Regions from separate parts of the Mus musculus genome. Here regions 2 and 3 are each linked to region 1. The links are chromatin loops, found by intact Hi-C in ENCODE. Cell type or tissue: heart. All regions are shown on one strand.

Region 1 (8,000 bases):
AAGCAAAAAACAAAAGACCTTTACTATTCCTTTCTTACATTTGAATGATTTTAATACCTATAGGAAGCATTAGTGAGAGAAACAGAATCAACTGACCTTATTATATGACTTTATCAACTTTATAGAATAGAGTGTTTTATTTAAGACAACATGAAGCCAACGGTCAACTTTAAAGTGTTAAAAGTTTTAAATTTTGATCCTGGTGACCATCACTTGGAATCATTGTAAATGAAGGTCTTCATTAAGGTCCTGCAAGCAAGATGAGCTGGACAGTCACTTCGGATAACGCAGCTAACTGCTTTCCATTTTCCTCTGGTCTCCCCTGTAAAAAACCAAACAACCAAACCAAACCAACCCTCCCCAACACCCCTTTATTATTTAAAAACTATTTATTTATTTTTATTTTGTGTCTATGAGTGTTTGCCTGCATGCATATTGTGTAGATTGTGGGGGGCCAGAAGAGGCTATCAGATCCCCTGGAACTGCCTACTGGTACCTACAGTTGTGAGCTGCCATGTGCATGCTAGGTATTGCAACTGGTTCCTCTGCAAGAGCAGCGGTGATCTTGATCTATAAACCATCTCCCCAGCTCTCCATGTGCTCTTGGGATTCCAATGCTGCAAAAGCAGAGAGAGACAGGTTGGTTCCTAGAGTTGGTGGGCCAGACAGACAGACAGACAGACTAGCTGAATTGGTGAGTCCAGATTCAGTGAGACTGTTTCAAAATAAAGTGGAGAGAGAGAGAGAGAGAGAGAGAGAGAGAGAGAGAGAGAGAGAAGATACTTGATGACTTCTATCATGCACATATGCACACAAACCCACAAAGATGTGTATGGACATGAGAAACAACAACAACAACAACAACAACAACACACACACACACACACACACACACACACACACACGCGCACACACACACAGAGTGAGCAAAAAGCACTCACATCCTTTGCCTGTGTGCATGTCTCCCTGTCTACCGCTGCCAGCAGCCTGCTTCTCTCTGGTCTTGGGCTCTTTCCCACTGAAGAGTGATGACTGAGCAGAGACTTTAAAATCAGCTGCAAGTTTGACTGCGTGCTCAATGGCATAGCAAGTATTCTTCAGACAAACTTTTATTTGATCATTTCTCAAAAAAAAAAAAAAAAAAAAAAAAGAAAAGCAAAGCTATTGGTGTAAAAGCTACCCCAGTGGGTAGTAGGTATTTTCTTTCTTTCTCTTTTTGTCTTGATGATGCTGGACATGGAAACCAAGTGCTTCACCACTGAGTCAAGCCTCCGTGATGAGTATACATAAATAAAATAAACGGGATTCCAAGTGACTGAGGGAACACAGGTCAGGTCATTCTGATGTCTGGGTCCCAGGCTGGGGACGCAGCTCAGTGATTGAAGCACTGGGTATCATACCGTACCCTCAACCAGCTCTGCCAAAACAAGGTCTGCCTTGAACTTAAAAGCAGCGGTGGTACCTGCAGGGAGGGATTTCGGAAGACAAGGAAAAGTGTTCCAGGCACAGGAAAGAACCAGTCATAGTCTCGAGGGCCATGAGGTGGAGGCAGAGGCTGAGCGGGAGCTGGTCCTTCTGCCTTAAATACTTGGAGTCAGCCCTTTAATCTTCTGGAGATGAGACTATTATCTTCTTGTGGGAATAACAGCTAAACTTTCCCTCTAATGTACATGAGGAGTGAGCTGTTGATCATGCCCAAAACAGAAAACCCACAAGGTTGAGTGCAGAGGCAATGAAAGAATTTAGACTTAGTCACCAGTCCTGGGGGGCATTCGAGAGCTTGCTCACTAGTTCTCGTCCTTTGGGTGTGGGAAAGCAGAGATGCTTTTGTGCAGACAGAAAATTCTAAAGGATTTGCACTTCACACGGCAGTTAATTCACCTTCAAGGTTTGCCAGACAACATCAATTTTTGTCTTAATGCTGTCTCCTTTGTGAAAGGAACCCGCGTTTTTAAAGTTAGATGCCACCCAAATTCTGCAAGTCAGCTTGTTTGTCGTCGTCATCGTCATCATCATCATCATCAATTGTTTTCCAGACATGGTCACACTGCGTAGCCCTGGCTGTCTCATCTGGAACTCACTATGTAAACCAGGCTGGCCTCAGTCTTACAGAGGCCCACCTGTCTGTGCCTCCTGAGTGCTGGGATTGCTCACTAAGTCAGCGAAGCAGTCGGGGCCAGCCAAGTAATGTGGGCTGGAATAGACAGTGGAGCTTAGCAAGGTCAGGCCAGGTTGGGGTGTGCAGAGGAGGTTAGAAGAGATAGCTCCGGGACGCCCAAGAGCAGAAGAGTTCCTTTGCTAGGGCCACTGCAACAAACCATTGCAGACAGGGACAGAAGGGACAGAAGTGATTTTCTACTAGCTCTGGAGGTGGAGGCCTCAGGGCTCCTGTCTCCTGCGACCTCTTCCCTGGGCTTCCTGGTAATCACTGTTCTCTTGGAGTCTTCCCTTTTGCGTAGAGTACAATCATACGGGGCAAGGGGCTGCCGCTCCCGTGCCCTTATTTTATCTTAATTGCCACGTTGAAAACATGATTTTCAAAATTAGACCCATGCTGAGGTCCTGAGAACTAAGCCTCCTCCTTCTCTGCCCCTCCCCCCTCCCCTTCGCCTCCTCCTCCTCCTCCTCCTCCTTCCTCTTCTGCTTTAACAATAAAAAATGATTTCCATATTGTAGTAGAGGCTGCAAGCCCAAGAACAAGGCAGCAGCGCGGGGCCTGGGTTCTCGGAGGGTTCTCTGTGCCCTATCGGGTGCTTTCTCTCCGTGGCCTGTCCTGGTCCCGTTTGGGTCAGCTCCCTCCTCCCCGCTTATAATCATCTGTTCTGTTCCATTCTACCTGGAATTCCAACTGAGAATTTTCTTCCAAAGTATATAACCTCATACTTCTTTCTCATCTCCGCCCCTTTTTAAATCAGGAAACTTTGCTGGTTATAATTGTGGAGGCTGCAAGTTCGGCTGGACCGGCCCCGACTGTAATCGGAAGAAGCCGGCCATCCTAAGACGGAATATCCATTCCCTGACTGCCCAGGAGAGGGAGCAGTTCTTGGGCGCCTTAGACCTGGCCAAGAAGAGTATCCATCCAGACTACGTGATCACCACGCAACACTGGCTGGGGCTGCTCGGACCCAACGGGACCCAGCCCCAGATCGCCAACTGCAGCGTGTATGACTTTTTTGTGTGGCTCCATTATTATTCTGTTCGAGACACATTATTAGGTGGGTTTCCCAAATTGGCTTACCGCGCATCATTAGAGGCTTGTGACCCGGGTGGGGGTATGGGATGGGAAGTCATTTGATACAAGTTAATTAACAGGGATGCAACCTCCAGCGAGGTTACATGTAGGTCTGTCAGGATTACCAAACACCGCCTGTAGCTCAAAAGAGGCCGTTTCTTTCTGTTCTGCCATTACTTTAAACCTCTCCAGTTTATATTCCTGCTTCAGAGTCTAATCCTAGCTCTCTGTGAAACTTAATCCTCAAAGGCCTGAGCAAAGTGGAGGCAAATTCCTTCTGATTCCAGGAAAAAAAATCAACTTTGGCTTGAAAGCTGGCTCTGGCCTTTCCTTCAAAGTGGAGAATTAACGGAACATATGCCAGGGAGCGCAGCACTCCCTTGTCTTGCAATGCAGCACTATACTAGAAAGGTGGCGACCCCTTACACTCGCACTTCTTTAGACTTTCAGTTGGAAGTTCCCTTGAGGTTGCTTCCTTGTAGGACAGGGTCGCCGTTCTCTCCTTCCACTCTGATGTGGGTTTCGTGGATAGAACTCAGGTGTCCGAGCTTACGTGTCACGTGTCTTTATGTTCTTGCTGGCCACGAGCATCATCAGCTCATTACACCACTTTTTAAAGCATCCAATTTAGGCCTAATCATCCACACGGCTAAGCAAGAAGAACTCTACGTTGCTATGGCTCGGCTTAATGTTTCCTTGGCAACACAATTCCAAAAATGCTGGGAGGCTTCTCAGATTCCACGAAGATGGCCTTTGACCCCAACACGTGCTGTGGTGCGCATGCTCCCTGCCTCCACAATAATAACAAAATGATGCTTGTGAAATATTGAGGACTCTCCCAGAACCTAAAACGTGGGGTCTGTGTGGGACATGGCACTGGAAGTTGATAGTCACCTCATCAAACAGCTACAGCTTTGTCCCCAGTTACCCGTGGACTGAGGAGAAGCCATTGGTTTGCTCTAGGAGACTTTGAGTCCATTCTAGACTTTTTTCATAACAGTCTGTACACTTGCCTATTTCTGGTGCTGTCTCTACTTCTGGGTCCCCTCCCTAGGTCAGGGTAAACAAAGTGAGCGCCCTGGGCTGGATGCAGCTCTCTCTCTCTCTCTCTCTCTCTCTCTCTCTCTCTCTCTCTCTCTCTCTCCCCCTCTCCCTCTCTCCCTCTCTCTCTCTCTCTCTCTCTCTCTCTCTCTCTCTCTCTCTCCCCCTCTCCCTCTCTCCCTCTCCCCCTCTCTCCCTCTCTCCCTCTCTCCCTCTCTCCCTCTCTCCCTCTCTCCCTCTCTCCCTCTCCCCCTCTCCTTCCCCTCCCCCTCTCCCTCTCCCACTCCCTTTCCGCACCTCCGCACCAGTCCACATCTTTTGGCGTCCCTCTCATCGTCGTTTTGTGTAGAAAACTCGAAACTTTTCTTTAGTCAAAAAGCCATTTTTTAGAAAGGTTGTGTGGCCAGCAGCAGTGACAGAAGTTCTGCTTTTAGTGTGAGTGTTGTTAAAACCTGCCTCACGGGAAGGCATCCATCTTCCTTTATCCATAGATGAAGCTGAAAGCCTTTATCGTTTTCCTGTCATTACTCTGAGGAATTTTTGCTTTATGAGAAGATAGCCTCTCAAGAGGAAAGGAAAACTATAGTTTCTGGTCCTATCTGGGAACTAAATTTATATTCATGTCTGTTCAGCTCTCTGAAGTTATTACAGGTACTTTGAAAGAACTAAAGTGAGCTGAAGTTTCTGCATAACCATCAAGAGCTGCTATGGAAGGCAGAAGACGGATGGCGCAGGCAGCAAGAAGGGCGTTAAATTGCCCAAAGCGCTTCACTGAAATTGGCAGTTCCAGTGGCCAGCTAAATTGGCTCCAGCATATTTTTTTCCTTCTCTGGTCTCAGTGACCATGCTTGTCAGCTGGTGGTTCTAGCTGATTGATGGGTGAGGCAGCATTCTCGAAAAGTTCTTTTTGGATGTACAAAGGCTGCATTAGCACCAAGCATGGTTGAAGTTGCTACATTATTAAGCAATCTCTTCTGTTATAAATTTACCCAATCTTAAAGAGCAAGTCAGAAAATCTTTAAAATGCATTTCATTTAGGTCTTAGGGATTGACACTCTTAGACAGCATTTTATTGTAATGCATTGCCATGTAAAAATTAAAATATGTAACAGGACCCTGGCTGCTGAAATTGACTTGAGTTTCCCAGTTCTCTGCTAAAAAAAAAAAAAAAAAAAAAAAAAAAAAAGGTTTGAGGAGTGAAACTGATGACTTTGTGAAAGTGCCAACTGCTTTCGAAACTCTGTTATCATTATTCTTAAGTTGCTCTTTAAATGGATACATGGTTTTTAAACTAAGAAACTGTGGACCTTTTGGACAGAGACATACCCCTGGTAAGGTTTAACTTCTTAAGAATTCCTTCTCTGATCTCTATTTCCCAACTGTTTTAGGTCCAGGACGCCCCTATAAGGCCATTGATTTCTCTCACCAAGGGCCTGCCTTTGTCACGTGGCACAGGTACCATCTGTTGTGGCTGGAAAGAGAACTCCAGGTTGGTCAAAGCCACATGCTCAGTATATAAAAAGGATTTGCATTTAAGGAGTATGTGATGTTTGATACACTTATTTCAGTGATAACTAGTGGGAAACCCCCCCAGCACTCTCAGTGTTTCAGGAAGCTTTCCTTTCTCTCGGTGTCAGGCATCTAAAGTATGCTCTCTTGACAAATTACCTGTGCATGGTGACCCAGTGTGGATGCTTTTGCCCCCTGCTGTACGTTCTATCTCTAAAAACTTGCATCTTCCAAATTCCTTCTACATTCTATGCATTTGATATTTTTTTCTTTTTCGGATGTTAAATATGAGTGAGATTATGGAACATTTTTTTAGAATCTGGTTTACTTCAGTTAGCCCAATGTCCTCTAGGTTCATCTACATTGTCCCACATTGTTGCACATTGCAGCACATTGTTGCAAATGGTAGGAGTTCCTACTGTATTAAGGCAGAACAATTGCATTGTGCTTATTTATACATGTGAACAAATGCACATGTGACATATATATTTATGTGACTATACACAAAAACATTTTTATATATTGATATTTCTTTGTCAGTCTGATTGGTATTCGTAGTTTTGCTCTAAGTTTGGCTAAGAAGTAAGCCAGTCATTGCCTCCATGCCTTTGTGTAGCATCTGTCACATGCATAAAGTGATGCCCTCCCCCCCCTTTGCTTTTAGAGACTCACTGGCAATGAGTCCTTTGCGTTGCCCTACTGGAACTTTGCAACCGGGAAGAACGAGTGTGACGTGTGCACAGACGAGCTGCTTGGAGCAGCAAGACAAGATGACCCAACGCTGATTAGTCGGAACTCGAGATTCTCTACCTGGGAGATTGTGTGCGACAGGTGATGTGCAGTGTAACTCTTCAGGCTGTTTTCACTTTGTTCTTGTGTTTCTTTATATTTCTCTTTCTGTGGAACCTGGAGTCATGTTTACTTGTTTCTGAAGGCAGTTTTCCTATGGGAGGCAGGAATTTAAACGTTCAACCTCTGAAATTAAAAAGTAGATGTATGGAACTTCTATTTTTGAGTTGAGTGTACTTGGGCATCATTTTGAGACCAGGAGCCCCATTTCACAGCTTGGAGCAGTTCTAGCCCTTGGCTGCCATCTGGCGAGTATCAACCCTACCCTTGGTGATGCAACACTTCTGGGAACACAAGGACAAAGAAGATCCAGCTGCTCTGTGTTCACAGAGATCAATTTGTGGTAAATAAATTACCAAGCAGTCTGAGAAGTTCTGTAATACTTGTGTGTGTGTGAAGCCAAGAAGGGAGTCCAGACAAGTCCTCAAGGGCGTGGAGCTGATGGTTCTGAGACAGAAAAGAGGCACAGACTCTGGCTCGATGAGTGGGAAGGCAAGGAGGGTATGGATAGGTGGCAGGTCCTAGGTGTGGGAGCATCATGCACCACTCCAGAGAAACCTCTGGAAGTAAGGTGGTGTATCTGGGCCACAAGTTCCTGAGGGGTTGTATGGGACACAAGCACCGGCCTTGGATGTGAGAGGATCAACAATAGCTCCCAATCCCTGAAGGTCACATGGGGAAATAAGTGACCCAGAGTCCAGGGACTTGTTTCTCTGCGTATGTGCAGTTCAAAATCCCATCTGGCTTTTGGGAATCTCTTCTAGGCTTCCCAGGACTACCTGGCACCTCAGCACCAAACTCTATGCATTCTGACTTTTCCTACTTATGACAAAATTTAAACTTATGAATTAGGCACACGGAAAGATTAACAACAACAATAATAAAATGGAACAATTATGACAGTGTTCTGAAGAAGACCTGTGTGAGCATAGTCTCTCTTCTTCTTTCAAAAATGCTTCAGTTTCTCAGCGCACTGTTGGAATATTTTTGACCATAGTTGAATGCAGGGAACTAACCATAAAAAACAAAATTGTGCATAAGGGGAAACAATTATGCCTCAGAAGAGGGTTTCTTAAGAGGAGTCTGCCTTCTTTCATTTATTTTTTTCTCTCCAAATTCCCATGTTTTAAGTTGTACTCTGCTTTCCTATCCGACACCATCCAGTGACATCAGGGCCTACCTCCCTGGCCAGCACTGCTTCTAGGCACCTAGTTGTTCTGAGGGGCCTGCCCTGGGTGGATGTGTGTGGTGAGGGGCCTGCCCTGGGTGGATGTGTGTGGTGAGGGGCCTGCCCTCAGGTAGATGTGTGTTGTAAGGGATCTGCCATGGGGTAGATGTATGTTCTAAGGGGTCTGGGCCTGCACTGGGT
Region 2 (8,000 bases), 95 kb before region 1:
GTGGCTGCAGTTTAGTGGGCTTGCACTCTGGCAATGTAGGGAAGGGTGTCCTGTAAATGGATACAGGATATGATACAACATGAACCACGTGGGGTAGGAAGACAAAGTGACAGTCCTAGAGACCAAGGCTTTTAACCTGCTCATGAATTTTCATTGGAACAAGAACAGGTTTCTATGGTGCCAGATGAACGTCAACAGGCAGGGCCCCTCATGCTGGCCACACCAGGTTCTGGAACTGCTCATCCTCCAGGCACACACAAAACACACTTCACTACACACCAGGCCTCAGACCGCCATTCCACCGTATACCATGTAAGTAATACTCCACACTTACTGTAATTGAAATGTCATGGAATATTGTTTATTAGTTTTAGTGTGTATGCATGCGTGCGTGCGTGTGTGTGTGTGTATGAGAGAGGGGTGAGGGAGGGATGAAGGAAAACTGCAGAGGCCAGAAGAGGGTGTCAAATCCTCTGGGGATGGACTTACAGAAGGTTGTGTGAGCTGCCCAACAAGTCAGGGCCTTGGCAAGAGCAGTAAGACTCAACAGCTGGGCCATCTCTCTAGCCCTGACTGTACGTTTCCTTACATTGATCTGATTCGTTCCTGTCAGCGTTATCCTTAAGGACTGAGAGGATGTCTGGGCAACAAGCATCCCCAGGACACCGAGGAGAAAGGAGCTCCCACCGCCACCTCTGCTCTGGATGCCGCCTCGCAGGTACCCGACAGCCGCTAAGGCTGGACACTGGAAACGGGAACGCTCCACTGACTAGGCTAGAAGGACATGATGGATCCACAATCCTGCCCGTGGGTGATGTTTATGAACACAGGAGAAAAGGGAAGAGGGTGATTGCTGGCTTTTCCTCATGGATGACACAGTGGTTTGAATGAGAAGGTTCCTCATGGACCCATGTGCTTCAATACTTGGTCCCCAGTTGATGGCATTGTTTGGAAGGATTATGAGATCTTAGAGGTTTTAAGACTTGTGTCATCCCAGCATGCTCTCTGCCTCCAGCCTGTGGGTCAGGATGTGAGCACCTGGCTAAACTCCAGTTGCCTGGTGCTGTTTTCATTCAGCTGCCAGAGACTCTAGCCCTCTGGAACCCTAGCCCCAACTTTTATAAGATGCCTTGGTCATAGTGTCCACCACAGCAGCAGAAAGAAACGAATACTGATGCTCTAACCTTGTCTCCTACAAGCAGTTAGTTACAGGTGGGACAGGCAGAATGGCAGGTGTACATCATTCCTACTATGTAAAAGTCTGTCTCTCTCTCTCTCTCTCTCTCTCTTTCCCTCGCTCAGTGGCTAGCATCCTAATCGTGAGACCCTGTTGAGAACCCCTAAGATTTATAAGTAACGTGGTACAACTAAGCCTCCACAATGTACAAACAGCATCACTTGGGCTAAGCTGTATGAAATAACACAGCATCTTTAGTGTTTAGCACAGGGCTGGCAAATAGTATGTAGTCAAACCAATGTTATTCACTGTAGACTACAACCAGCTGAAAATGATGTCATATTAGCATGAAATACATAAAACATAGTATAAATGATGACTCCTCTATAAATTATTTGGATGTCTCCAAACTTTTTGAGTGATAAAAGGAGAAAAAGCATTCTATCCCTCAAACAAAGAAAAGGCTAGCTTTTGAAAAACGTGGCTGTAAACAGAGTAACCAAAATATCATGGCAGTTACATGTATGCAGTCACAAAACATCTCAGCATGCACATACATGTACCATGCTGGACTATACTTCAACATCAGAGGGAAACCCCCACAGCTGACGAGTGACCAATGGGAAGACGGTGCGCTCACCTGTCAGCTGAGCTCGGGCTAGCCGCTCACTGCAGCTGTAGCCGGGGCTGCTCTCCAGCAGCTTCAGCCATTCCTGGGCTTGGAACAGGTAGAGTTTAGCTTCTTTTCCAACAGCCACTGCTACGTTGTTGATTCTGACACACAGAAGAGCATGGTCACCTTGACATTAAAACAGAAATTATCAACTCGTTTGTTCCTATAAAGCACGGAGACAACACTCCACACTGCGCACCGCAGTACGGGGCTTTTGTAGAAGAACTGTTCTTAAATCTCATTATGTAAATTAATCTCAACACAACGAACACCTCATTCAGGCCTAAGAGTTCACCCAACACGGAATGAATCTGTGCGACTGCAGTGGTACGTGGTAGCATTTCACTGAAAAGCTCCGTCTGGGACACACTGACATTGATCATCACAGAACTTCAGCTTCTCTCTATAATCCATCCGTTCTCTCCATCCATGCGTTCTCTCCATCCATGTGTTTATGCATGTTCATAATCTACACAGACTTTTGCTGAAGTATCTGTTTTTTTTTTAACAGTACCTAATTATGTTTTCATGTGAAAATAAACACAGGTAACATGCGCCTGGGATACCTATTTTATACTCATAACATATTTTTATACTATGACTTTTCACAAAGCAACTGTTAGAACAGTATGTGGGGTGAATGGCAGAGAGTGAGCCGGGCTGCCCCCAGAACCAGTTAGGACACCTTACAGGCTGAAGAGGTGACTCAGGAAGAGCATTTGCTGCTCTTGAAAAGGACTAAGGGTTTGCTTCCCAGCACCAACATGGTAGCTCACACCGTCTGAAAATCCCAGCTCTAGGGGATCGGCCTCGCTCTCGCTCCCAAAGACACCTGCATAGAAGGGACACACGTAATGTTATTTGTACATGAACAAAAGTATTAATTTAAAAAATTTTAGCATAGAAATAGCAGAAAACAGGGGCCTGCGGGGGAAGAAACGCTGGATGAAGAGAGGGGAACACGAGATTCATTTTACAACCCTCTATTCTTCTGGTGAAGGTCTTTTGTTACCAGAATGACTGCTTTGGTTAAACCTTTTACATAAGTTAAAATGTACACTGTAACTAAAGAAAAAGTCTCTTACGTAAGTTGGTATACTGTATCAAGTGGTATGAAGTGACTCTAAAGTACTATTAACACTTTAAATTGTAATAAGTGACAGGTTTCAGCATAGCTTTACTGTATTTAGCTGGAATCGACCAAAACCTGGCAACAACGAGGTGTAAGTGAACTGTATCTGCATAATATATGAGAGAAGCTACCTGGCCTACCCCCTCCCCAATCTGCCATGAGACGCAGGCAACTTAACATGAACCATCTTTATAATTCAGCTGATACTTGAAAACATTTCCTGAACAGCATCCAGCGTGTCTGTTTGATAACCTAGATTTACCCCATTTCCCCTCCACAAGGTAATTACAATCAGAGTTATCGGTGGGGCACGGACAGTACAAATCACAGCTCCCACAGATCCTTGACTTACCAGCACTAACCAGATCACAGTGATTGTGCTGTCAGGTCTCAAAGGACCTGCTACAACGAGGTGGTGAAGAGACCAAAAATAGGACAAAAAAATACAACAAAGCTGTTTGCTTGAGGGGGGGGGGATCTCTTCTTCATTCGCCCGGGTTTATTCACATTTTAAAAAGCTGACATGTTTTTCTCAGAATTGTAAAACCTTCAATGTTTGTGTTTTTAAAGCCTCCTTTTACAGCACCAATTCTACAAGTTCCCAGGACTTGGCTTTCCTTCCCATGCCAAGCAGCTTCTGATTTCTATGTTCTTCTCCTAAGACCCTCTCTTCAGTAGATACAGCTGCATCTCTAAAGCAACTCCGTCATAGAAGCTGAAGATCTCAGCTTCAGTAAGCAAACGACTCCCTTGAAATGCAGTAATGTTCAAAGGACCAAGAAAACACTCTAAGGGAACAAATAAACGGGGCAAAATTAGTAGAACGAATTGCAATTTCATCAACTGAAGACCACTGATTTTCCTGGAGGATACCAGGAAGTACTTATGAAATGCAGCTCTTACACACATGCCAGAGTGTGCCAATCACGAAACTTTCTAAACACGTAGACACCGTCTTCACCAAATGAACTCTAGGCACACGGTAATAACTAAACTGTTGAGGCAATGACAGATTCCAAATCCGCTCCAAGCAGGTTTCATGCAACCGGTCTTACAAACAACAGGGAAGCTAACTTCCTGGGCTGACATCCACTCATAACCACAGGGCTCGAATGCATACAATCAGGCCAAGTGCGGAGTTGGGGGACAGCCCTGGGGAGATGCAGTGGAGCGGTCCGGTTTGCACCGGGAGTGTCGGGGAAATGGAAATGGCTTTCAGGTGCAATTAGGCTGCAGCCCGGTGGTGAAGGTTCAGGGTCGCGGCGCTGCGGGGATCCAGGTGAGGCCCGGACGACGTGGCGGGAGGGAGGCGCCGCGGCCGCCGCCTACCGACCCCGGGCTCGAGGGAGGCCGCGAGCCTCCACCCCTCGCTCGACCTGCCCGGACCTACCGTGGAACTCGAAATGGCCGATGCTCTGGCCCTGGGCGTCGCGGGCCGCGGCGCTGCTGAAGCTGCCACGCAGGGTCTTGCCCTGGCCGCCCTGCGGCCACCAGCAGCTGCACGTGAGGGCTACCGCCAGCAGCCGCAGGCCGCCCATGCCCGCCGCCCGCTCCGTTTGCTCGCCCGGCAACCGCCTGCGGCCTGCAGCCCACGTCGGCAGCAGAGGGCGGGGCGGGACTTAGGGGGCGGGGCCGGAGACTGACGGCCAATAAGGCGCGGGATCGCCTTCCATGAGCCGGGGACAGTAACCAATCATCGGCCGTGGTGGGCGGGACGTGCAGCAGTGCGGGTCCCGGCGCTCCCCAGCCATGCTGCTAATTCCCGCCTGTTTTAAATGGAGCCCTCCAGGGATGCTGTTTACGGATACTGGAAACAATCACCGTGGTAGCCTTTGCGCGTTACGCCACTGCGCACGCGCTCGTGCGCGCGCCTGTCATTGACGTCCGAGGCTTTCCTGGAAAGAACTGAGAAATACGTGGCCGAAATGTATAGCTGGCAGGAAAACGGCCTCAAAGTTGGGACACATGTTCTTTGCTTTTTCTCTCTCGCGCTTGCTTATTCGCGCGTTAATGTTGCGAGGATACATCACACGTCTAAACTGAAAAGCCTGGCTTCTCTTGGCACCAAACCGATTGTTCCTTCCTTGAATAGGGTTCCTGGACTGGTTGAATTAACTGATTATCCAGTTGGCTAGACAGCTGAGAATGACAGTGACCACCTTCATTCACGGGTAGTCCAAGATCTATTGGCCTTTCTGCTGGTGTGAAGCGGCAGCCAGGACACTATCTGCCATCACTTTGACCTATGGCAACCGGACTCCCTCCAGTGTTGATTCTACCTAGCTACAGTCTACCTCTGACTTCTGAGTTACAGAATACTATAGAAAACATCATTTCCCAGCGCCACATTCCTTTATCCCTTTTGTACACAACCTACGCTTTTTGGAATATGGGTTCAAATATTTCAAATGATCGTCTCCCAACTAATGCCCATTGTTGGTATTCTGTCTAAACTCCATCCCCACAGTTCCTGGCAGCAGCCAGGTAGGCTTGACCCAGTATAAAAGGGGCTGCTTGGCCCTTACACGTACACTCTTGCCTTTCTCTTGCCTCCTGTCCCTTGTGCCCCCCTCTCCCCATCCCCATCCCTCTTCTTTCCATGGCCCGCCTCCACTTATCTACTCTCTCCTTCTCTCTGCCTCTACTACTCTCTTAACTCCCCTCACCACGCCCTAAATAAACTCTATTTTATACTTTACCAGTGTGTGTCTGGTCCCTCCAGGGAAGGGGATGCCCGCTGAGGCTTCCCCCTTCCCCCGCACTCCACCAGAACATATAGTTAGAGCTCTTTCTCTTTTTATGATCACAACACCCATCCTTAACCCTATCAATTCCATACCCACCCTAAACCCCTGTGTCGATGACATTTGCAAATCCTTCGCTGGAGTATTTTCTACGGTTCCTCTCCTTTGCTTCACTTTGCTCTTTTTTTTTTTTTTTTTTTTTTTTCTAGATTCTCCTTTTTCAACACACTCGAAGAAGCCCTTCTGACACGTTCAGACTGTATCAGACTTCAGTGCAACCAGAACACCTTACTCCTTACCAGGTCAGTTACCACAAAATTCTGTAAATGACCTCCAGCTCATCTGAATTTCTCACTCTACTGTAAGATGAAGATGGTCAGAGGTGGTGAGTGCAGCAACTCAAAATTGTGTCACGAATAAGTTCGTACAAATTATCTTCATCCAACAAGATGTTTTTTTATAACACAAAAGCATGTCCTCACCACATACTTCATCTTAAATAAAGAAGCCCCATCAACAGCAGTTTCGGCGCTTCTGGATTCCCAGAATAAGGGTATTCGTATTTTTGAGACTTTTAATTTTTATCCTAATTATTTTTAAATATAAGAGTAATTCATGCATGTAGAGAAATTTTAATCCAGCAACATGGCTGCTTTAGCAAGGGTTCACATCTAAAGACATTCTAGATCTATGTGATCTGGCTGGAATGCAGATATGCTCTGATTAAAGTATCATTTGCCTGAAATACAGACACCTTAGTGCACACCTTTAATCCCTAACAATGTAGGTAAAGTTAGTTCCTAGGAGGAAACAGCCATGTTTGAAAGTGATGCCTAATTGATGGGCAGACAAAGTGATGAATCAGAGAAAGATTTGACAGATGAGTCAGAGAAAGGATATGTCCAATGAACTCAAGACAGCACAGGAAAGGGAGGCAATGAGAGAGAGAGACAGAGACAGAGCACTTTTATACCAGGACAGTTTTTACAAAGACAGGTTTCAGAGAGAACAAGTTAGACACGGGTGAAGAGAGAATGAGAAGGAACCCGGAGATTAGAACAGATTGTCAAAGGTAGTATGAGGCCAAGCAATGCAATTCAGTTAGAAGCCAAGAGAAACTGGATTAAACCAGTCAGCTTGAAAGATTAGATGGTATGAAAGCCTAGGCCAAGGGATGGTTAGAACAGAGAAAGTAATGTGCTGGTCTCAGGCAAGCCATGTATTCGTGCGACTTGGGTATGGCTCTCATCCCATTCCTTCACCTGAGGAAATAAAACTGAGCAAGCAGCTTAGAAGAACTCATAGCCAAAAGTGTATAGAGCAACATTTTAAGTTGTGACTTCCCAATTTCCTTGCCTATGCCCAATACTGAAATGTAGCCTTTGTTAATATTTTCCAGTGGATATTTTCAGATAAGCCTCTGCAAATATATGTAGAGTTAAACTAAATTTGCCTGGAGACTGTCCCCAGTATTTTGAATTGCTACATCAGAACTGCAACCTAACTTAGTCAGCTTTAGCCAGCCAGCATGCTCCCAACTGACCAACTATGTTTGTATGTGGGAGAGATATTGTTCCCTTTGAGAAGGCACAATTAGATCCATAACCTGTAAAGTCTCTCCTAACCATTACTTCCGAGATTTATATTCTTGTGTATAGGACTCTTGTTTACATGTACCGTATGGGCACAGTGCTCATGGACTTCCAATACCCTGGAATTGGAGTTACAGAAGGTTGTGAGCTACCATGTGGGTGCTAGGAATCTAACCTGGGTCCTCTGGAAGAGAAACTAGCGTTCTTAACCACTGGGCCACACTTCCCTCCAGCCTTTGTTTATACAGATTGACTGCCTGGGTTTCTTGATGGTGCTCTCTGAACCTTTCTTTCAGAGCATTGCCAGGTTTTTCATTGTTTGATAAAATAAAACCCTACTAAGTTTAAGTTGTTGAAAGCTTTAATTGTGTAAATGGTAAACCAAGAACGTGGGTGAGGTTGATTCTAAAGGAAAAGCAGAGCATGGGCTTTGATTACTGTAGGCACTTTCCCTTTGTCTCGTGTGTGTGTGTGTGTGTGTGTGTGTGTGTGTGTGTGTGTGTGCTTGAGACAGGGTTTCTCTGTGTAACCTGGCTGTCCCGAAACTCACTCTGTAGACCAGGCTGTCCTTGAACTCAGAGATCCATCTGCTTCTGCCTCCCAGGTGCTGGCACTAGAGGTGTGTGCTATCACCTGCTGGCTTCATGTCTTTCTTCTTGATCAGTAATGTTATTCTCTTTCA
Region 3 (8,000 bases), 48 kb before region 1:
GTGTGTGTGTGTGTGTGTGTGTGTCCCACCAAGCTCTAATGGGTTTAATTGGGTTGCTTGCATGAACGCTCATATGTGATCATTTATTGGAGTGAGGGCAACTCCCCAGTGGTCGCAGCACTGATCAGTGTATCTTAAAGAACATAGCCGTCCTGAGGCAAACAATCACATATCAATCGTTCTCAAAGAGAAATGTCGCTTTTGCATCACATGCATGGGCAGTTCCCGCAAACAGGGCAAATGTGCTTTCTGACTCAGCCTGTGGCAAGCGAGCGGTGGGAATCATTTTAACTCACATTCTAAGACAGAGGCTGCCTGCATAGCTAAGGGTGATAGGCTGGCTTAAGGGAGGGGCAGGTAGTGAGAGGAATTCCATTAGAGAGAGCAACTGGAAGGCATGACAGTTTGCAATCATGTCTGTGCAGTGTCTTGTCCAAGTACCAACTGTCTTCTTGCTGGATTCCCCATGACAAGGAGGCTCATGGTAGAGTTTTCTCTTAGGAGTCCCTACCTCTCCAGTCAGATCATGAGGATCTCCAATAAATGCTGCATCCATCTAAGCCTGATGATATAGTCTGGAATCGCAGCTCCTTGAAGCACCTAAAGAGGTGAAAAGGAAACAGACTTGTAGTTGCTGGGGACAGAACGCCTGTCTTCTGCAAGAGCAGTGTAGCTCTTAATCACTGAGCCATCTCTCCAGCCCTGGTCTCTCCCTCCCCTGCCCTGCCCCTCTTTTTTTATTAACAAGGATTTAGGAAATAATTAGGCTTTATCCCTACCTCTGGAGAGTAGGAGGCAGAGGCACACAGATGGGGAGAAGAAAACACCTGGAAGGCTGGTCCACTGCGCCATTAATTGTAAGCCACAAGCAATTAAGATAAGAAGGACTGAAGAGGGCCCAAGCTTATAACATTCAGGTTCCAGAATCCAAGTTTTCTGACCTCTAGGGCATCGTGCAAAATCCACAAAGGCGAGTTAGACTCTTGTTGAGTGGGTGTGGGAGGAGTGGGTTAGAACATACGAACATCTTGGTATGTTGTTCTTGAGTATCATTTTCTTAATTGTTTCTGGCCCAGTGAGTGTACCCACAGGCTTTGTATTGATGTATGTGATTGAACAAAAACAAAACAAAACAAAAAAAAAAAAACAATAAGGCCTTCATCGACCCGCAGTTTAATGGCTTTAAATAAATTAACTTCTTTGGATCGATTCGACACACCGATGATATTTGCAATCTATTAACTTTTTCACGTTTCTCCCCTCGGTGGCGACTTTAACACAGGACTTTGGAGAAGTCATTTTGCCTTCGTCAGGTGAAGGTGTTGCTTTCTGTGCACAGAGAAACGTCAAGATGCATGGTCATGTACCTACAAAAACCAAACAAACCTAACAGCAAGGGTGGGGCCCAGCCCTGGATTCTGGTCATGAACTTAAACTTTTATATTGATTTTTTTAATTAAAATGGGGGTCTCTTTAAAGGTTAACAGTGTCAGGGCGTGGCAGCATGCATCTGTCTATAATGTCAACAACACATGGCAACCTGAGGTGTGGGCATGGGATAAGGACAGCCCAGACTACATAGCATGCTCAAGGCTAGCATGGGCTAACTTGCAAAAACTGTCTCAAACAAGGAGTGGGGTTATATCTCAGTGGTAGGACACTTGCCTGGCACACTGTAGGCCATGGATTCAAACGTCACAAAATGCAAGTGTTCCATGCAAGGTGCAGAACCTGCTTTGTGGATCAGCTGTTGTGTGCACCAAACTGTCTAACTAGTATGGACCGAAATATGGACTTTACTCAGTTCTTATATCCAAGGCTAACCCTTACTGTGTTTATATTTGGATATAAGGCTTATAAAGATGTTCTAAGAATGGCACAATAACCCATAGTGTGTATGACCTTTTTGGAGAGGTATCTTTCTGTATGCACACATATGCATTGGACAGTATGTTGTGTGTGTGTGTGTGTGTGTGTGTGTGTGTGTGTGTGTGTGTGGTGGTGGTTCCCAGCTTTTCTTCTAGTTATCTACAAGAGAACAGCTCTTGTTTGGCAATTGATGCCGCTTCATGGTCAATTCCAACCTAGTTATGTATGGCTGGACTCTATGTAAGTGTGTGGTGTCTCGGGGCATATGATGCCCAAATGTTCTTCGCTGCTGATCTTACCTTTGATGAACCAGTCAAGGCATTGTCTGGTTTCTTCATGGCATAGCTTTTACTTTTTCCCCTTGTAACTATTAAGCACAGTGTAGAGGGAACCTTTAAAGCCTTGTATTGGCCTCGGATAACATTATCCAACCTCGACTGGCCACCTCAGTCACTTCCCCCATTTCTGTCATCATCTTTTTCTTCCTTCTTTCATTTTCTGAAGCAGAGTCTCTCCTGTTCCATGCTGGCCTTGAGCTTGAAATTTAGCTGATGATAACCTTGAACTTCCGACCCTCTTACCTCTAAGGCCTGAATGTGGGGATTACAAGCGTATAACTCCACACATGGCCTCAGTAAGACGGAGGACCAGAAACAGGAATTGATGCGTGGTAGGCAAGCACTCTTAACAGCTGAGCTACATTCCCGGCTACCGTTAGTTCTTCACTGAATGAATCTTTACTGTGACACTGAATTCATTCAGCTCTGAGATGAGTCTTCACTGCCTGTCAGTATGCTTTTAGGTATTGTAATATTCCCATCAATTTTTCTTAAACTTCCCTATGACAAATACTAAAATGAGAGGAAAGTAAAATGTTATTGGGGTTTTGTCTGTGCTATAGGGGTCCCAGGAACAATGTTAAGAACAGATAATCAATTGACAACAGTTTAAAAAAATTTCAGACATATACAACAAGCTTCCTTTAGATTTGTTTGCTTTTTTGTTTTTTTAAATTTGTCTTCTGTCTGCTGGCTAGTTTTCATAGTTATCATAAGCAGTTAGATGGGGTTAGCAAAAATCCTTGGGCTAACTGGGAAGACAGAAGTGTAGCCTACAAAAAGTTTCTTTTCAGGCTAGAATCTCCTTCCATATCCTTATACTTAGTCTGAGTCTCAACTCAACCCGGCCCTCCATGGTTGCTATGATGGTTCATCTCCCTTCTGCAGTCTTGCCGATGAAGCCAAGTTTTCTCTCGAACTCAGCAGCAATCTATCTTGGTGATGGCTTACTTTGTTCACAGGGCCTTAAGTTGAAGAGAGCAGAGTCCAGTCCATGAGACGAGACTCTGAATGTCCAGTCCATGAGACGATCTGGAATGTAAATTTTTAGCCAGGGAAGCTGAGGACCTAAAGTGCACAGGTGACTTTCTAAGGACCCCGAGTGACAGACATACGTCCTCCAAAAGGCTGCACGTTCTAATCCCCCCCCCCCCCCAAGCTGGTGTTCAAATGGTCAAGACTATAGGGGACATTTCTCATTCAGACTTCTCGCCTCTGGAAGTCTCGAGGAAGAGGTGGAAAGACTGAGGTGGAAAGACCGGAAGAGCCTGAGATTGATTCGCAGCACTCTACAGACCAGGCAGGCAGGCAGGCAGCCACAGACAAGAACAATAGCTGGTTGCCTAAAAAGTTAACGAAAATCATCAAGTCTTTGCTGCAGTGTTTTGAGGAGAATTCGATAGGTAGCTGGAAAACACATTAAATGTCTTTTCCTATCTCCTCCTTCCAATCTAAGCATCTTTTTGGTCTCTCTCTCTCCTTATCCACCGACCTCTTTAATTTTCGAGCTCTTTTGTTATTTGGATTTGGTTAACTCTGTGATTGGTTCCTACAGCCTGGGCGCTCAGAGACTCGTTTGTAGAATGCAGACTGAATGAGGGGGACCCAGTGAAGGTTGCTAAGCACTCCTTTTTCTTTTCTTTTCTCTTCCATATCCATCCATCAACCCAAATTGAGAGCGACGCTTCTGGGTAAAGAGAAGTGTCGTAAGTAGGCTAAAAGAGCGTCATGAGAAAGTAAACTGCCTTGAGATTAGTACTATTTAATCGGAGATAGAAAGGAAACAATCTCAGTTAGATGCAGGGAGCAGGTAGTGGGTGCTTCAGAACCGGCGTGAAAGGAGGGGGCGCTGACATTGAATTATCATTCATGAACTGCCCAAGCGTTTGCAGAACAGGTTCCCTCAAAGAGCTTGTAACCAAGCTGTGTGTGGCCTTTTCAGGGCACAGGTCTCAGGGACTCTACAGATGCCGCATCTGGGGCTGGCCACCCAGTCAACCAACAGCTCTCGGCAAACGCTGCCAGTCAACCAGATCTGGGACATACCTGTACCGTCCAAAAGTGTGACCTGTTCACCTAGGAGACCCCCAAACCTGATTGGCGGGAACCCGAATCCTCGCTTGTCCCTGCGCTCCCGCTGCGCGCGCCTAGCAGGTCTCGGGAAGGGACCAGGCAGGATCTTTGCATTTTTGGTCGGGAAAAGCGAGACGGAAGAATCACGATTCAAACACAGCAAGCAAAAACGCGGAATAGAAATTAGTTATTGAAGAAACACGGAAGGACTGGGCCCGAAGTACTCAGCGATAGGATACTCTAGAAGTGGGCAGGCACAGCGCCGAAATAGCTCAGTTGGGAGAGCGTTAGACTGAAGATCTAAAGGTCCCTGGTTCGATCCCGGGTTTCGGCAGTTAACTTTTAGTTTTAATTTGGCGGAATGCAAACTTCCTAAGATCCTTCCACCCAGGGACTTGTGTTGAGTTCATCTCGGACTCGCCGACTTGGGGTCGTGGAGAAACGCAAGCAGTTTTTCTCGCCCACCCGTGGGGGCAGGCAAAAAGCACAGGCATTTCCGGGTGTCGTCGGAGGCGCTGCTGCGCGTGCGCAATGCGGAGCCAAGGCCTCCCGGCTTCTTGGACAGGGAAAGCAGTCCGGGCGCGCGCCGGCCGTTGGGAATCTGTCCTGTTGGGGAACTTTTCCCTGGAAGTGACAAAGACCTGTCCAAATGTCATTCGGGTCCTCACTTTTTAGTGCGGATTCTACTGCGCACTCAGGTGCTTGCTTCAGGATTTTGCTAGAGATGCAAGAGAGCGACACTGCGGCGGCCCAGGGCAGGTTCATTTGCTTACTGATAAAGGGTGGTAGCATTATAGCTCCTTACATTTAAGTAAGTGACGGATTTTGTTTAGACACGTATTTGTCAGTGTGGTCTGGGGACCAGCGTCCAGCGTGTCAGCGTCATTTTGGAGCTAGTCTGAAATGGTCCACGCCAGGCTATTGGATGGAGCCCAGGACAAGGTGAACAAACACCCTCCCTCCCAGGACACGCCCTTCGGAGTTCTGTGGTTATATCTGGCATGCACATTGCCAACCTCTTATTTATAGTCTCTCTGTATGTATTTTATCATAGAAACTAAAGTCTCTAACTGTAACCTGAAAACTTATTGTCTTTCCCCGAGTGCTGGATTCTCTCATGGATGTCACACATTATCAGTTCTGAGTTGTCCTGTGTACCGCACTCATTAAATATTCATGAGAATAAGTGCTCAGCCCCGTCCTTTTGTCAACGTCCAGGCTGTGTCTACCTCCTCAGAGTTCCCCAGAAAGGTCCAAGGTGATTTATAAATAAACCCTGGAGTAAACGTTTCCTTCCTATTGTGTATACGCCTCTCATTTGAGTCCAGAACTATGACATACAGACGCTATTATAATCATAGCACACACAGTAAAACCAGATGAGCATTGTGTATTTAATTAGGACCTTCACGTAATGAGTATGCACACGCACCATGCCCCCTTTATTAGCTTCGACTATACTGTCTCCCTTTCAGTGGATCATGTTATAATATCATCATTTCTCAATCTGTTTGCTGTTGGAAACTTGACCAGAAATACAATTGCTTAAGTTTGCCTCAAATTCTAAGAATATATGGATTTTTCACAATAATCGTTAATGCAGTCTGGCAGAGTGGATTGTCTTGTTATGAGTTAATCACTAAAGGTCTTTAAGGAGTGTGCGGTGTCCCACGGAACGACATTCTAGTAAGGTCTGGGGTGCATTCAAATTAGTGCCACATATTCCAGTGTTCATGTGAATAGTCTAAGCGTGGCTTACAGGCTGGATCCACGCTCCACAGCTCAGTGAGTAAGGTATTCCTGACAGACTCCAGGGACAAAGCTCCCAGAAAATGGCAGCCACCAGTTACAGGGTCCTCTCTAGTCACCAAGCGTTCTGCTAAGCACTCTTTGTTAACAATCCCATTGTGCTTGTCAACAGTCATTCAAAGTTGGAAACACAGATGAAAATAAATAAATAAACAAATGCATGTCACACATGCGTGCCTTTGGAAAAAGCCAACACAATCTCAGACATATTTAAATGAAGCTGAGGCATACAAATCAAGTAGTGCTTCTTTTTTGTACACCACAGATCCATATAGAGAATATTTTTTAATTTAAAATTTTAGAGAATTTCGTAAATAAGGACTGTATTTACATAGTTCTCACCCTTCCCTCTCTCCTTTCCATAGAGAATTAATTTTTTTTATTCTTCAGGAACGTCATATAGATAAACAATAAATTCACCCCGTGTGGTGGTTGGAATAAGAAAGGCGCTCACAGGTTCATATATTTGAATACTTAGTCATAAGGAAGCGTCTTGAGGATTAGAAGGGTTAGGAGGCGTGGCCTTGTTAGAGGAGGTGTGGCACTAGGTTGGGCTTTCAAGTTTCTTCCCCCTCCCCACTCCCCCACCCCCGATTGGATATTTTCTTTATTTACATTTCAAATGTTATCCCCTTTCCCAGCTTTTCCCCTCCCCCTGCTTCTTTGAGGGTGTTCATCCACCCACCTACCCACTCCTGCCTCCTTGATCTCCAATTCCCCTACTCTGGGGCATAGAGCCTTCACAGGACCTTGGGCCTCTCCTCCCATTGGTGCCCTACAATGCCATCCTCTGCTACATAGGCGGCTGGAGCCATGGGTCCCTCCATGTGTACTCTTTGGTTGGTGGTTTAGTCCCTGGGAGCTCTAGGGGGGTTGTGGGGGGTAGGGTCTGGTCGGTTGATATTGTTGTTCTTGCTTTGGGGTTGCAAACCCCTTCAGCTCCTCCTTGTTGAAGGAGGTGTGGTGCTAAGGCGTGCTTTCAAGTTTCAAAAGCCCCTGCAGCGCCCCTCTCCCTCCTGCCTTTGGATAAGGCTGTAGCTCCCAGTTCCTTCTCCAGTGCTATTCTAACCTTCTGCGTTAGTGCTGTTCTAACCAAGTGCTGCTCTAACCCTCTGCACGAGCGCTGAGAAGCAGCAGCAGCAGCCATGTGCTTTTCCTGGTCTAACAGGCAAGGAGAGGCATTTGAGGAATCTTGAGCTGTCAGGACACTGACCCAGTTTGAGTTCGGTCATGAACCTGGACCTGTGAACCAGCATAGCAGCTACACATGACATAGTAATAAATATCCTAGCAACAGGAGAATTCTCTTCATCTTTTATGCTACTTACTAAGTTTTGATTGCTATTTTTAAATACAAAGTTCAAAGAACTTTTCAGATCAACAAGGCTTAGAAAAGCTTTCAGTTGTAGCAGAAGTAAAGAACTAAATAAAAGTTTTGGGTTCAGGGAATTAGAAACCAAACAGTCCAACACAAATAGAAAACATGGCTACATGGCAACAGTGTATCTAATGCCTCAATTATCAACGCAATCATTCCTGTGGGGTTATTCATTTGCACAGATGTTGCCCTGCTGCAGGTGTGCTGGAGTGGGGAGTCCCCTCTGAAGAGCAGCTGTTGGCCATCAAGGCCCTGACAGCTCCCAGAGCAATCAATATTTGGTTTCCTGCCATTGCTGTGCCATCAGATCCTGACCTCTGTCATATGGCATTCTTATGGCTGGCTCTGTCAGTCCTGCATTGCTCCTGTTACCAGAGTGACCAGGGCCAGAGCCCAAGCCCTTACATCCCCGTAACAAGCTGAGTTTAGCCATCCATCCTCACTAAGTCAATTAAGCAAACAAATAATGATGCAAAGCAGCGTGCTCATATTGGGAAGAGGGACAGAGAGAGCCATACACACACACACACACA

The links. A loop is a pair of places that touch in the nucleus more often than their neighbours do. Peaks named below come from ENCODE experiments on the same cell type or tissue, not always from the same donor. Only the 100,000 strongest peaks of a DNase experiment are listed, where the experiment ranks them.
Region 2: a loop joins it to region 1, with 2.0 times the contacts of the local background. A loop is called at or near these places in 3 of 42 quality-filtered maps.
Region 3: a loop joins it to region 1, with 2.4 times the contacts of the local background. A loop is called at or near these places in 5 of 42 quality-filtered maps.

Annotation. Positions count from the first base shown.
Region 1 is chr14:118,038,223-118,046,222 of GRCm38, reverse strand. It overlaps Dct (dopachrome tautomerase), which reads left to right. Exons shown (of 8, transcript NM_010024.3): 2 at 2,916-3,215; 3 at 5,662-5,762; 4 at 6,447-6,613. Among named protein-coding and RNA genes, the nearest start is that of Dct, 10 kb to the left of the region's middle. In heart, CTCF peaks have their summits at 3,035 (motif pointing right), 5,954 (motif pointing left) and 6,882; DNase peaks (open chromatin) are centred at 3,022 and 6,932; H3K27me3 peaks cover 990 bases.
Region 2 is chr14:118,133,713-118,141,712 of GRCm38, reverse strand. It overlaps Gpr180 (G protein-coupled receptor 180), which reads right to left and starts at 4,586. Exons shown (of 9, transcript NM_021434.5): 1 at 4,373-4,586; 2 at 1,818-1,976. The coding sequence starts at 4,520. In heart, no CTCF peak of the experiment used is centred here; a DNase peak (open chromatin) is centred at 4,692; H3K4me3 peaks cover 1,908 bases; H3K27ac peaks cover 1,474 bases; H3K27me3 peaks cover 793 bases.
Region 3 is chr14:118,086,139-118,094,138 of GRCm38, reverse strand. n-TFgaa5 (a tRNA gene) reads left to right here and starts at 4,542; the gene lies at 4,542-4,614. It overlaps Gm31633 (a long non-coding RNA gene), which reads right to left and starts at 3,356. Exons shown (of 3, transcript XR_383758.2): 1 at 780-3,356; 2 at 512-600. In heart, no CTCF peak of the experiment used is centred here; a DNase peak (open chromatin) is centred at 4,798; H3K4me3 peaks cover 2,281 bases; H3K27ac peaks cover 1,159 bases; H3K27me3 peaks cover 826 bases.